Linked DNA regions of Homo sapiens: regions 1, 2 and 4 are each linked to region 3. The links are chromatin contacts, found by Hi-C or POLR2A ChIA-PET in ENCODE. All regions are on one chromosome and are shown on one strand. The core of a region is the stretch at or near the end of the contact, and the rest is flanking DNA. Distances in the headings are between cores, read along the strand shown.

The links. A loop is a pair of places that touch in the nucleus more often than their neighbours do. ChIA-PET counts read pairs that join two places held with the same protein, here RNA polymerase II (POLR2A). Pooled maps may share reads with other maps.
Region 1: a map of naive thymus-derived CD4-positive, alpha-beta T cell shows a loop between it and region 3 (27-fold over the local background). The contact joins the promoter of SLC25A24 here to the promoter of PRMT6 in region 3. A Hi-C loop is called at or near these places in 2 of 168 maps with a recorded cell type or tissue (both naive thymus-derived CD4-positive, alpha-beta T cell) and 11 of 50 pooled maps. POLR2A ChIA-PET finds 5 or more read pairs at or near these places in 1 of 52 experiments (CD4-positive, alpha-beta memory T cell).
Region 2: a pooled map shows a loop between it and region 3 (4-fold over the local background). The contact joins the enhancer-like site here to the promoter of PRMT6 in region 3. A Hi-C loop is called at or near these places in 4 of 50 pooled maps.
Region 4: a pooled map shows a loop between it and region 3 (16-fold over the local background). The contact joins the promoter of PRPF38B here to the promoter of PRMT6 in region 3. A Hi-C loop is called at or near these places in 1 of 37 single-sample maps with no recorded cell type and 8 of 50 pooled maps.

The regions. Positions count from the first base shown.
Region 1 is chr1:108,198,314-108,201,592 of GRCh38, forward strand. It overlaps SLC25A24 (solute carrier family 25 member 24), which reads right to left and starts at 2,030. Exons shown (of 10, transcript NM_013386.5): 1 at 1,643-2,030. The coding sequence starts at 1,825. RefSeq lists a silencer at 1,814-2,153 and an enhancer at 1,954-2,248.
Region 2 is chr1:108,078,428-108,081,656 of GRCh38, forward strand. No RefSeq gene overlaps it. Among named protein-coding and RNA genes, the nearest start is that of LINC02785, 16 kb to the left of the region's middle. Within about 2 kb of position 1,409, at least 6 of the 41 ENCODE cell types and tissues checked have a DNase peak (open chromatin) inside an H3K27ac peak, as active enhancers do.
Region 3 is chr1:107,054,827-107,058,223 of GRCh38, forward strand. PRMT6 (protein arginine methyltransferase 6) reads left to right here and starts at 1,848. Exons shown (of 1, transcript NM_018137.3): 1 at 1,848-3,397. The coding sequence starts at 1,890. The coding sequence ends at 3,017. RefSeq lists enhancers at 2,080-2,129, 2,150-2,289, 2,300-2,429, 2,440-2,649.
Region 4 is chr1:108,690,648-108,694,150 of GRCh38, forward strand. PRPF38B (pre-mRNA processing factor 38B) reads left to right here and starts at 1,663. Exons shown (of 6, transcript NM_018061.4): 1 at 1,663-2,220. The coding sequence starts at 1,945. RefSeq lists enhancers at 1,315-1,504, 1,442-2,002, 1,585-1,914, 2,565-3,125.

The DNA of each region.
Region 1 (3,279 bases), core at 780-3,279, 1.1 Mb after region 3:
TGTGGAGAAGCAAGCACTGTCAGTCAAAAGAGTGAAAATGGGTCTAAGGTTTCCGAAAGGCAATACGTATCCCAGTTTAAAATGTGTGTTACCTTCAGACTCAGCAATGTCCACTCCTCAAAATTTATCTTACGAAAGTAACTGGACCAGAATGAGAAAATGAATACAAAGGACATCCATTGCAATTTCACTTACAATCGTTTTTAAACTATCAATAAAGTAAAAGGTGATTTAAAAAGAATTGGTAACATATACTATGACACAAACATATAACAGAATATGATGCAGTTACGTAAAAATGGTGATACAGCAGCAATTCTCAAGCTTTTTGATCTCAGGATCCCTTTACAATCTTAAAAATCATTGAGCACTCCAAAGAGCTTTTGTATATTGTAGGGACCATGGAGTTGTACCACTGAGATCTCCCTTCAAAGGCACCTACTGTGAGGAACACAGTTGACTTCCACTCTCTAGCCTCTAACCCTGGCATCTGCTGATGCACTGCAGCAAGGTCGTCCCTTTCCTGGGCTGCTTCCAGCCAATGATTGGACATGGTGGGGAACTCCAACTGGGCCATTTCTGGGACAATCAGCACAAAGTACCAAAAGTTGGTTCCTTCAAAGTATGAATAAAATACACAAAACTTTGGCAAGATTGAAGGGGAGAAAAGGATAGATATGAGGAATGAAATAGAGAACCTACCTACAGATTCAGTCAGAAGTGTTATAAAATCATCGGTGAGTATTATGAACCTTGGACAGAACAGGCAGTTTCAAAAAAAATTGTAACTTACTAAATCTGACTCTAGAAGAAACAGTAAACTGAAGAGGCCTATAACTACCAAAGACATTAAAAGAGAAGTGAAATATAACTATATAACAGTTGTTGGCCCTCATAGTAACCTAATCACTTTCCCTCTTTGGATAAGAGAATGCCAGTGTCAGGGAACGCTTCAACAGGGTTGGAGAAGTTCCACATATCTCCACCCTACTAAAGGGGCAGAAGTTCAGGGGCACAGTTAAGATGACTCAGAGAAAATGAAATTGCTCAGTCGCAGGTCAAGTCAACCCTTCAGATCAATTTATGTACCTAGGGCATTAACCTAGGAATGTCTTAAACAATGGAATGCCGCCATTCCTTCTCAACAGGAAGTGGGGGAAACACGCGATTGGTTTTCAAACAGTTTTCAAACAGTAGACAATACACATAGCTGCTGTAACAAAGCAGCTTCGAAAGAGATCGAATGTGTGCGCCTTTATACAAAACTTGGGACCCACTGAAGTCTGACAGCTAAAACGGATTACATGTCTGCAAGGTATTAAAACAGAAAACAAAGAACCTGGGATGGATTCAGGACAAAAGTGTCTTAAAAATTTAACAGTGCCCGTGGGCCAGAGTGTCCACAACACTCATTTTATCTGGACAAATACCAGTAGACTTTCGTATTATGACCCACTTCTGTTACCGGGGTCGCCGGTCGCGGCCCCACGCCCGAGTTTCTGAAGCCACCGGAGCGCTGGGCGCCACAGTTCCTCCTTCCTCTCCTGGCAACGCCTCAAGCCGCCGCCCTCCTCGGTCCTCGCAGTGTCCCCAGCGCCCGCAGCCCTCCCTACGCTCAGGCGGCGCCCCGGCGGCGACCCACCTCCTCGGCGTCCTGGCCCAGAGGGATGCCCAGGTTCCTGAGCCCCTCCTGCAGCTCGCCGATGTCCACCACTCCGTCCCCATTGCGGTCCAGTGCCTGGAAGAGGGTCTCGTAGCGCGTCGGCTGCTCCGCGTCCTGGCAGGCCGCGGTGGGCAGCACGAAGTCCCGCAGCCAGCGCAACATGGTCCCAGAGGCGCAGGCGGCCTGGCCGAGGAAGTCACGGGAGATCGAGGGCTGCGGGGCGAGACCGGGACCAGCGCGAGGCCGGGCTGGGCGGGGCGCGCGGCGCAACAGCGTTTGGGGCGCCGTCGGGGTTGCGGCTGCGGCGCGCAGGGCGCAGGGCGCAGGAGCGGAGACCCCACCCGAGCCCGCGCGGAGCGCAGGGTGTGGCCGTCCCGCCGCTGCTGGGGAGGAGCTCGCCGCGCTGGCCTCGGCGGCACTGGCCGGGCCCGCCTCCAGAGAGCCGGAAGTGAGGGAGCTGGGAGCTGGGTCTCGGGAGGTGCTGTGCGGACCCGGGGTCGACCTCTGCCCAGTTGCCAGTCCCGCTGTCAGCATGCGGGTCCGAGGAAGAGGCCCCCAGCAGGTCCAGGGCTGCAGCGTCAGCGCGTCGGTGGCTTGGGAGCGGGGTCTTGAAGACTGGTTACTCCACTTAAAGACCCTCTCGGGCCGGAGCCTTGGCGGTCAGCCCAGAGCTGCTTCTCTCTGCCTGGAAACTGGGCCATGGAGGGCATTGTCTCTCACGGATGTCTAATTTTTTCGTGGTTGCACACCTGGGATGGCGATTCTGCTTTAAAAAGCAGAGAGTTAAATCCTAAAGCATCTATTGGAGCAATTATAAAACAAAAAGGAGAAACTCCTGGATTTGTTGCAGAAAAGATCAACAGCCATCTGCGTGGGCAACGGGGAAAAGAAGGACTAGTTTGGTAGGCAGCTTAGCTAGGATTTGCCCGTGATTAAGCGTATAGAGTGTCTGCCAGCTGCACTTATCAGAAAAAACCACAGCGCCCTCCTCCTTCTCAAGATGGGTGCAGTTCCGAGGTTTGGAGCTTATTACTCAGGCAAGACAGAACTTATTACTGCCTAGCATGGAATAACGGAAGGAACATTGGACTTAACAGAGAAAGTACCTAATCCTTCAGGTGTGACATAGCGTCTCCGGGTAGTCTCTCATCAGTAAAATGAGAATATAAATATCTGCCTTCACAACAAAGTTGTATATTAGGTGTGAAAGGTCTTAATTCTCTAAGGCGCCAATCAAATGAGATATCATTAATTGTAATAATCCTGTTCATTCACAGCTGCGTAAGAGGAACTATTGTTGTACTGCTGTTTGCAGAAAAGAAGATACCTCTGTACTTGTAAATTAGGGTGTCTCACATCTTCTGAATCACTACACAGAAATCAGTTCCAACAACAGCCAGGAACTCAGACCCTGAACTTACCTCTCCTCATATCATTTTGTATGTTTAAGATATGTATGAATCTAGAATTTGTAAATTAAGGGCTGCCTGCTTAGTAAAATCATCTTGAAACTGATTTATCTTTTTATATTACTTCCAACTTCCAGTCTTATTAAGAATCATTGCCTTCCTTTGGAACTGCCTTCAAACTTCAAATTTTCTCTGTCCTTGAAAACC
Region 2 (3,229 bases), core at 159-2,658, 1.0 Mb after region 3:
TTTTCCTGCCCCCGAAAAAGACAGGGTTTGTATCCTTGGCAATCAAGTTCCTACTCTCTCACTTACCATCTCCCATGTTTGGCAGCTCTGGGGAGCTGTGATAATTTTCACATTAATTCCTTAAAATCACCTAGTAATTGGCCCTCCCCTAAAACCACCTCTGGGTCGTTGTTTTTATTCCAGGTTTTGACCAGTAATTCCTAAAAAAAAAAAAAACTGTTTTTAACCTCTCCAAAATTTTAAATAGGTTTACAATAGAAACATTCTATGGGTTATAATGTAGTTTCTTCACAAGGTCTTAAAGAATCCAGCAAAGGAAAGCAAGGTTATACCTACTGCCTTTCCCTAAGGAAGATAACCAATCTTCTTTCTTTTCTGTCTTCGGCCTTGGTTTATGTGGAAATCCATTTGAATGGGGACTATATTTATCTATATGATCTGTCTTATGTATTCAGTTTGGGCTCACTGTGAGAGATGTATATACACCTGTCAAATTATGACAATTGGTTATTCTTGGCTGCAATGCTGACTTAAGTGATGATCTTCCTCAAGTCTCATAGATTTCTCACCTTGTAAAAATACTAGCCTACTTAAATAGAAACACTGTGAGGATTAACTAATAGGTTGTTCTGAAAATGTCAATGTCTATAAACATTATTATTAATGAGTTAAATTATAAATATACATGTTGAAGTAAGCAAGCCCTTGATTTTAAACTCCAAAAGAATGCTAGTTTGAATAGTTTAATGTTGTTACTCCAGTATAACACTAGATTTTTAAAAATCTAAGACTACATTTTGCCCAAGACTATGGCCAATACACATCAAATTGGTTTTTTGTTGTTTTGTTTTAATTACCTTTAATATTCACATTAAAGAATTTTCTAGAATCCAAGACTAGGCAATCTTAAAGATCATCATACTTTTACCCGGAGTGGGGTTATAATTGTATAACCACTTAAAAATCTGGTCATTCAACCTCCCATTAAACTCTAGAATAGCATTCTACTTCATATGAAGACCCTTTGAAGTGTTCAGTGAAAACTAATTGTTAGAAATGTCTTTCTGTAAACTGAGATGAATTCCATTGAATTCCTAATCTTTGGTCTGTGTTCTGGAGCTAAATCTTATCAATCTTCTCCATGACAGCCTTTTAACTATTTGATGACAGTCGTCAGAGCCACACGAGTGTTTTTTTTTCTCACAGCCCCCAGATCCTTTTTTCATCCTTAATGTGACATGGTTTCCTGAACTCAGCCTTCATCCTGTTTGCCCTCTCAAGACAGGCTGCAATTTCTCATGGTACCTTTCAAGCGTGGTGCAGAGGACTGATGACAGAACCCTAGAAGTAGCCTCCGAGTGGGAACTAACACTGGGGCCCGCCTCCCTTCCTGTCCCCCTCCCACCTGCACAGGAGCCCAGCTGCAGGCAATGATAAGATGCTCTGCTTCTGGGCCCCGCTTCATTTCCTGCCTTCCAGCCAAGGGCTTCAACTGCAGACAATCAGAACTGTTCAGATCCTGGGGCCCCACTGTACATCCTTCCCCCTAAATCCCTGGGTGCCAAAGGTAGGTGCCAGTCAGCACCCACCCCCTCACCCCCAGCAACTGGAGGCCCATGTCAGCTTCAGCATAAAAATCTCCTTATGCCCAAGGGCTCCTTGTTCACCAGTAGTTCACCATCCTGACTGCACATTAGAAATCCCTGGGGGGCTTTTAAAAATATCAATACTGCTATACTACCCACAGATTCTGATAGAATTGGGCTGCTGTAGGACCCAGGCATGATACTTTTGAAAAGCTCCCGGGGAGTTCTAACGGACAGTCAGGGTTAAAATCCAGTGAGGAAACCCGGATTCCTCCTGAGGCTATGAAAATGTTTTATCTCCCCTGCCCGACTTATCACCAAGTCAGTGGTGATTTCTCAGTCATCCAGGTCATTACTGTAGGCACTTAATATCAAATATTGAATGAATAAGTAGCCTCATGTTCCTTTGAGACCCACACCCTCTGTGAATGATAAGCTGTCTGCTTCTTCAACCTCATCATTTGGTGATCTCTTGTCAATTCTCTCATATTCATCATGAACTTTGGCTTGCCATCCTTCTCCTCCATCTTTTCATCACCTGCTTGGGGACCAGCACCCACACAGACTGTGTTTCCACATCCTGGCCTCCACTTCCTTGATCTCAACTCCAGTGACCTTCATCACCACCCCACCAAAGACACCTACACCCAAGACCACACTCACACTTTGTCATCATTCAGAACATCTTCCCCTCTGAAATATTAAATCCCACTGTTCCATTCTAACCATTCTCTGTCAAGCTCTCACTCTTTTTACTCCATCTCAATCATTCTTTTTTACCCCCTGGTCAAGCTTTAAGAAAGAGTGCTTTTCACTTTTTCCAATGCTTTCACTCTTTTCGGTGCTTTCCAATGCCCATTTTGCTATCTTCCACCTACTCCTCAACTCACTTCACTCTGTCTTCTCACCTCATCTTGTCACCAAAACTCCTTCTTCTAGGGATACTTCTAAATCTTCATTTACTGGAATGCTTTACAGCATTTAGTGCTGAATATAGTCACTCTCTCTTGAAACCATGTCCTCACCCAGTTCCTGGAGCCACACTCTCCTGCCTCACCTATCATCACCTATCTCACTTATCATTACTTTTCAGTGTCCTCTGCAGGCTTCTCTTCTTCCACCAGACTCCTAAATGTTGCTGGTCCCTAAGACTCCAGTGTGGTCCCATAATGACATTTACATTTTTAAAAATCATGCCCATAGCTTCAAATACTGCTTTTAACAGGCAACTTCCCCAAATAAATATCTAGCCCAGACCCCTTTCCTGATGTATGAATTGAATTTCAGTTCAATACATATCTCCAAAAGAATATCCCACAATTCTTCTCAAATCCAGTGTATTCAAAACTGAACTCATCATCTTCTCTGATAGGAATTCTAAATCCAAAAGGGACTGCAAAGTCTATCTGGTTCAATTTTTATCCTACAGCTTCAAGAACTCTCTAAGAACACAAGCATTGCTGCCCAAGAGCTACCTTGTGGTCCATTTAACTCAATATCTTCCTGATGAGACTTTTTGGATTAATCTCTCTCCTGAATTCCCTATCTGAGCATATGACACCATCTTCACCCACTTGCCAAAGCAAAGAACTTGAGAGTCCTACTAATTTCACCTTTCTTTTAAGTCTACATCCAATCACCAA
Region 3 (3,397 bases), core at 598-3,097:
AGAAAAAGAGAAGAAATACTTCAAGGTTTTTAGCCTTAAATGGTTGAGCCCAGGCCACTGAAAAAAATACAATTTACCCAATTAAAATAACGAAGCAAGATTTAACTAAGATCATTTTAGTGAGAAACAGTTGTTCTCACCCTGGCTGCCCATTAGAATTCCCTGGGGAGCTTTTAAAAACTAGAAGCCCAGGTTCCACTGGAGTGATTCCGATTTAATTGGTCTGAGGTAGACCCAGGCATCGGTATTTTTTAAAAAGCTCCTTAGAGAATTCTAATAAGCAGCCAGGATGGAGAGTCTTGAGTTAGAAGTAGAGTACAGCTAAGGATGCCATATCAATAAACCTATTCTGCTAATGAAAGATTAATAGAGAAAATAGGATGAAAGAACTTTGATCCCAGACAAGGAATACAGGCCTATTGGTTACAAGGACATAATTCAAGACCACAAGAAAATAAAAATCCATTTTACTCTGAGTGACTTTTTTTTCAAGCTGGCAGAAAATGGCATTATGCCCACCTTGTTAATAACACGGACACCCATACAGATGCCACACATATTTAAAAACATATTTTATTTCCATTATGGACAACAAAAAGAGAGTAACAGCTGATGGTTGACTACAAGAAAAATATAAGAGAAAGAGGAGAGTGTCAATATTGCCCGGACAAGAAAACACAGGAAAAAATGAATTGCATTGAGAAAGTGATTAAAAGAAATTGATTCCGTTATTTCTGAGAGAAAAAAACGCATATATATATAGAATACACCTAGCAACGAGTTTGCTTGTATCACATGGCTCTTGAGTCTGCACTTTTCAGGATTTAACTCTTAAGAGAGCCACAGAATTATCAGAGCAGAGCCGAAAGCCAAGTAACTATTCTTCTAAGTAGAACCAGAAACCTAGTTCTTCCCCAACTGCAATGAAGATTCGCTGGTGGGTGAATGGGCAACTAAAGGCCAGAGAAGTTCTATTATTTGCCCTAAATCACTCAACTAATTAGTGGTCATACTGGAATCAGAACCAAGATTTTGCATTGTTAGGTTTTAATTTTGTTACATTTGCACTCTAACTGCACTGAAAACAGAAAAAAGAAATGCGTAGTGCAGTTTCTAAATTGCCACAGCTGGAGCACTTTAAGAGCTACAATTGTCCAGTTAAGGCGGTAGTGGGTGGATGGTGCTGCCATGTTAATTCGGTGGAATAAAACCAGAGGTGAGTTAGGCCGGGCGCGGTGGCTCACGCTTGTAATCCCAGCACTTTGGGAGGCCGAGGTGGGCGGATCACCTGAGGTCGCGAGTTTGAGACCAGCCTGACCAACAGGGAGAAACCCCGTCTACCAAAAATACAAAATTAGCCGGCCCTGGTGGCATGCGCCCGTAATCCCAGCAACTCGGGAGGCTGAGGCAGGAGAATCGCTTGAACCCAGGAGGCGGAGGTTGCGGTGAGCGGAGATCGCGCCATTGCACTCCAGCCTGGGAAACAAGAGCGAAACTCCCTCTCAAAAAAAACAAAAAACAGAAAAACAAACAAAAAAAACAGAGGTGAGTTCAGCAGAAGAAACAAAGGTGGATTATTAGTCTTAAGTGTGCGTGCCTACTTCAGGAAGGGAGTGAAAGCAAAAAACTGAGGAGCTAAGGGTGGGAGGGGGAATGAAAGGATCTCAGAATGTGGGCGTCGTGGGTGGGAAAAGGGATGCCAGGACACCAGAAGAGCAATACAAAACAGCTCCCGTGAGCAGGCACAGGAGACCTTCCGCGCCGCCGGCCGGGCGACCCCGCAGGAAGTAGGAAGGACGAGCGCGCACTACAAGTCCCAGAAGCCCCCGTTTCCTGGAGCCCGCGCCGTGCCGCGCTACGCCCGCCGGGAGCCGGGCAGAGCGGCCAAGATGTCGCAGCCCAAGAAAAGAAAGCTTGAGTCGGGGGGCGGCGGCGAAGGAGGGGAGGGAACTGAAGAGGAAGATGGCGCGGAGCGGGAGGCGGCCCTGGAGCGACCCCGGAGGACTAAGCGGGAACGGGACCAGCTGTACTACGAGTGCTACTCGGACGTTTCGGTCCACGAGGAGATGATCGCGGACCGCGTCCGCACCGATGCCTACCGCCTGGGTATCCTTCGGAACTGGGCAGCACTGCGAGGCAAGACGGTACTGGACGTGGGCGCGGGCACCGGCATTCTGAGCATCTTCTGTGCCCAGGCCGGGGCCCGGCGCGTGTACGCGGTAGAGGCCAGCGCCATCTGGCAACAGGCCCGGGAGGTGGTGCGGTTCAACGGGCTGGAGGACCGGGTGCACGTCCTGCCGGGACCAGTGGAGACTGTAGAGTTGCCGGAACAGGTGGATGCCATCGTGAGCGAGTGGATGGGCTACGGACTCCTGCACGAGTCCATGCTGAGCTCCGTCCTCCACGCGCGAACCAAGTGGCTGAAGGAGGGCGGTCTTCTCCTGCCGGCCTCCGCCGAGCTCTTCATAGCCCCCATCAGCGACCAGATGCTGGAATGGCGCCTGGGCTTCTGGAGCCAGGTGAAGCAGCACTATGGTGTGGACATGAGCTGCCTGGAGGGCTTCGCCACGCGCTGTCTCATGGGCCACTCGGAGATCGTTGTGCAGGGATTGTCCGGCGAGGACGTGCTGGCCCGGCCGCAGCGCTTTGCTCAGCTAGAGCTCTCCCGCGCCGGCTTGGAGCAGGAGCTGGAGGCCGGAGTGGGCGGGCGCTTCCGCTGCAGCTGCTATGGCTCGGCGCCCATGCATGGCTTTGCCATCTGGTTCCAGGTGACCTTCCCTGGAGGGGAGTCGGAGAAACCCCTGGTGCTGTCCACCTCGCCTTTTCACCCGGCCACTCACTGGAAACAGGCGCTCCTCTACCTGAACGAGCCGGTGCAAGTGGAGCAAGACACGGACGTTTCAGGAGAGATCACGCTGCTGCCCTCCCGGGACAACCCCCGTCGCCTGCGCGTGCTGCTGCGCTACAAAGTGGGAGACCAGGAGGAGAAGACCAAAGACTTTGCCATGGAGGACTGAGCGTTGCCTTTTCTCCCAGCTACCTCCCAAAGCAGCCTGACCTGCGTGGGAGAGGCGTAGCGAGGTCGGAGGGGAAAGGGAGATCCCACGTGCAAGTAGGGGGAATATCTCCCCCTTTTCCCTCATAGCCTCTAGGGAGGGAGAGTGACTTCATTCTCCATTTGAAGAGATTCTTCTGGTGATGTTTACTTAAAAAGTGATCCCCCTCAACAACGGATACAGCGTGCTTATTATTGGGCATTTAGCCTCAAAAGCATGTAGTACCAAGCACTTGTATTTCCGTATATTTTGTTTCGCGGGGGAGTGAGGGGGAAGAACACGGATGAAAATGTCAGTTTTTGAAGGGTCCATGCACATCCCTGACACCTCACACCTTATCT
Region 4 (3,503 bases), core at 413-2,912, 1.6 Mb after region 3:
TTTAAGATTCAAGAAAATGCAAACTAGTCTCTACTGACAGAAAGTGGTTGCTTCGGTATGAGGTTGGAAAGAGAGATGGATTACAAAGGGCACAAGAAAACTTTTGGGATTGACAGAAGATTATGTTTATTGTAGTAGTGGTTTAATGGGTATACATATATGTCAAAACTGATCAAACCAAACTTACGGCTTTATATATGTGCAGCGTAGAGGTCTTCAATTATAACTGAATAAAGTTTTCTAAAAAATGGGGATAAAAATAACATCTTCAGCCTGTTGTAGGGATTCACTGAATATGTTAAAGCACTTTATCATAATACCTGGCTCCGAGTTTGATGCCGCTGACACTTAGATATCAAACTCAACCTCTCTACCAAGCTCTTCATCCAAACAGACTAGGGGTAAAGACTGTCTAAGACTATACAGAAAGATCATGTATCTGAGGAATTAAAAATAGGGCATAAGATTTGGCAATGTGTCACTCGGCAAACTCAATAAACTAGTATTATCAAGGCAAAAAATATATACACAAAAAGAACTGGGTTAAAAAAAATTTTTTCTATGGACTTTTAACGTGATAACTCATGACACAGGGGTTAGGATCTTCAGTTTTCCTTTGGAAGTTAATAAAAACCACTATAGAGAAAAACAAGATTTGCTAGTAAGAAGGTGAAAACTGCTTCTCCTCTCAGGGTTCTAGTTCTCTTGCAACCTAAAACAAAGGAACCAGACAGGATATCCACTTTCGTACCGTACAGCTCCAAACACTAATCAATCACTCCATTCACTTATCTTTTCTATTTCCTTGTATTCTGTCAAACAACTGTCTCTTGGTTTAAATACTTTTCTGCTGGTCTTCGCTCTCTCTCTCTCCTCTTCTGGTTTATTTTCATCCAGATGTGGATTTTCCCCAAAGTTTCCATCTTATCCTTTTCTCCTCCTGTGTATGCGCCACTGAAGTCAAGATTGCCACATTCAAACTCCCCACACATTCACACACCCACTCCCAATATACAGTATCTCGCCCAATGTTTATCACTCCGGATACATTCCTAGAATCCAAAGATCTGGAGCAGGGAGAAAAAGAAAAGGCGCCTACCAGATGCCTGGAACAGTCTACTAGGCACTACAAGTACATTAGCTCTTTCAATGCTCACAACAGCCCAGCCAGATGTTATCTCAATCTTACGGATGAATAAATTTAAGACTTCTGGCTGGACACTAGAGGCTGGCGAAGTACGTGACCTTTGATCAGAATCTCCTGGAGGAGTGGGGTCCCTGACCATTGTACCTTCCAGAGAACCTTAAAACTGAGATCCCAGGAGACCCCTCTCGGATACTCTGCAGAAGTCAGAGTGACGATATTAGCAAGCACACCGCAGCCATGCGAACCCTTCCTGGCTCAGCTCCCGACAAAAGAAATCAAGCCCCCAGTCAAAATACAACAACAACGGATTAGGCCTACAACCCTCTCCCCCGGCCCCCAAATTCTCAGGAGAAATCCCCTAAGAGTCAGGTACGGAGGTCACTGCAGCGACTTCAGCGTGCAGAGAACGCGGGGACCTAGGAAGAGGACGCTCCAGCCCAACTGAGCGTCTCTGATTGGCCGCCAGCTCAGCTTGGAACGCTGGGGTGCGTGGCGTCATATCCGCCGGGCCCGCCATCTTGTTCCCAGGGGCAGTTGGCGGAAGAGATCGAGCTCCCTGGCTGCCGGCTCGCCTTCTGCGTGGAGTTCTCGCGGTCTGGGTTTCGCTGTCTGCTCTTGGCCCGGGGTCATTTTGTCGGCGTCGGGTGCCCTCTCTTGCCCAGCTGGGGCACAGCGAGGCGGCCCCTTCTCCCGACGACGTTCGATGGAGTAGGGTCCCAGACCGTTGTCCCGAAGAGCGAGATCGAGCTTGGCCCCCTCCCCCCCCTCCTTCCCTCCCTCCTTCCTTCCGCCGCAACATGGCTAACAACAGCCCCGCGCTGACAGGCAACTCGCAGCCGCAGCACCAGGCGGCTGCAGCTGCGGCTCAGCAACAGCAGCAGTGCGGCGGCGGCGGCGCTACCAAGCCGGCGGTCTCCGGCAAGCAGGGCAATGTGCTCCCGCTCTGGGGCAACGAGAAGACCATGAACCTCAACCCCATGATCCTGACCAACATCCTGTCGTCGCCTTACTTCAAAGTACAGCTCTACGAGCTCAAGACCTACCACGAGGTGGTGGACGAGATCTACTTTAAGGTACGAAGTGTGTAGGCCTTGGCTTTGGGGGTAAGTTCGGAAGAGGGGGTATGGAGGAAACGGGCGAAGGCGGCCCCCGAAATCTGAAGATTTGTGGGTGGGGGAAGGTGGTTCGGCGGAGGGGTGGCTGCGGCCTGTAGTGTGTCTGGGAGGGGTCGGACTGGGGCCGCCCTCTCGTTTCCATTTTAGATTTTTAGGGCCGGGAGAGCCCGCCACTATTGATCTCTCTCCTCCCCCAACCTCCTGCCCACCCCTGGGGGGAGTTGGGCAAGAGGGATGGGGGAGAGGAGGAAAGAGTAACAGAAGCCTTTCCAGTTTACAGCTTTAAAATTATTCCTTTTGACGTGGATCTGCTGAGCGCCAACTTGTTGGTGCTTCTCCCGCTCACCCCTGGCCAGGGCGTGTAATGACTTCAGTATTGGCCTCGTGTTGTTGGTACTCACTATCCGATCCAGGCAGGGAAATGGTCAGTGCGTGTGTGTCGGGTGGGGTGGGGGGATGAGGGTGGAGAGGTGCCATTTCAAGAGGTGTACAGAAGGCCTGGAAATTTTCCCAGCAGGAAGTCAGGAGTAAGAGGTCTCAGCCACCTGTGCATTGGGCTAATTTAGAATTATCTGGGCCCTGGGCTTCTGCGGCAGGGTCGGTGCTGGCTTGGCTGTGCTGGGGAGCTCACCTGGCGCCTCCTCACTGCACTCTTGTCTCAGTTCTTGTTTCGTTAGCAGGATTGACTCAGTCTTGCAGCGAGGCTCGGAGCAGCCCAGGGTCGCAGGTAGAGGTATGCACTATTAATCATGCTCAATCGCCATAAATGCATTTCCCTGGTTAAATGAACGACTAATTAGATTTTTGTGGGTTTTTTTGGCCATTGCTTTTGGTCCTTCACCAATTAGGTAGGCTTTTTCCACTTCCCTGCAAATTATGTAGTATAAAAAATACCTTCCAGGCCTCCGAAAGTTAATTTCTATTTTAAAGAATATTAATAATAGCCTTAGTGGTCTTTAAAAATTTTATCCGGAGCATCTAATACACAATCCATTTTTGTCTATATTCACTCTTAAAAACTTGACAGACCGCACAAAGTGTTTTCTATCATTTGAACGTATGTGTAGAGATGGTAACAAAAGGACATTCTCTTTTGTCTTGCCCACCTTTTCCCCCAGTTGAGTAATTAGGTTATTGAAGGATTTTGAGAGATTAGTTGCTTTTTATAGAAAACATCTCTTGAATACAGTTCAACTTTGGGTTGATAAAGTACACAAATAAATTTGGAATCCTCTTACGAG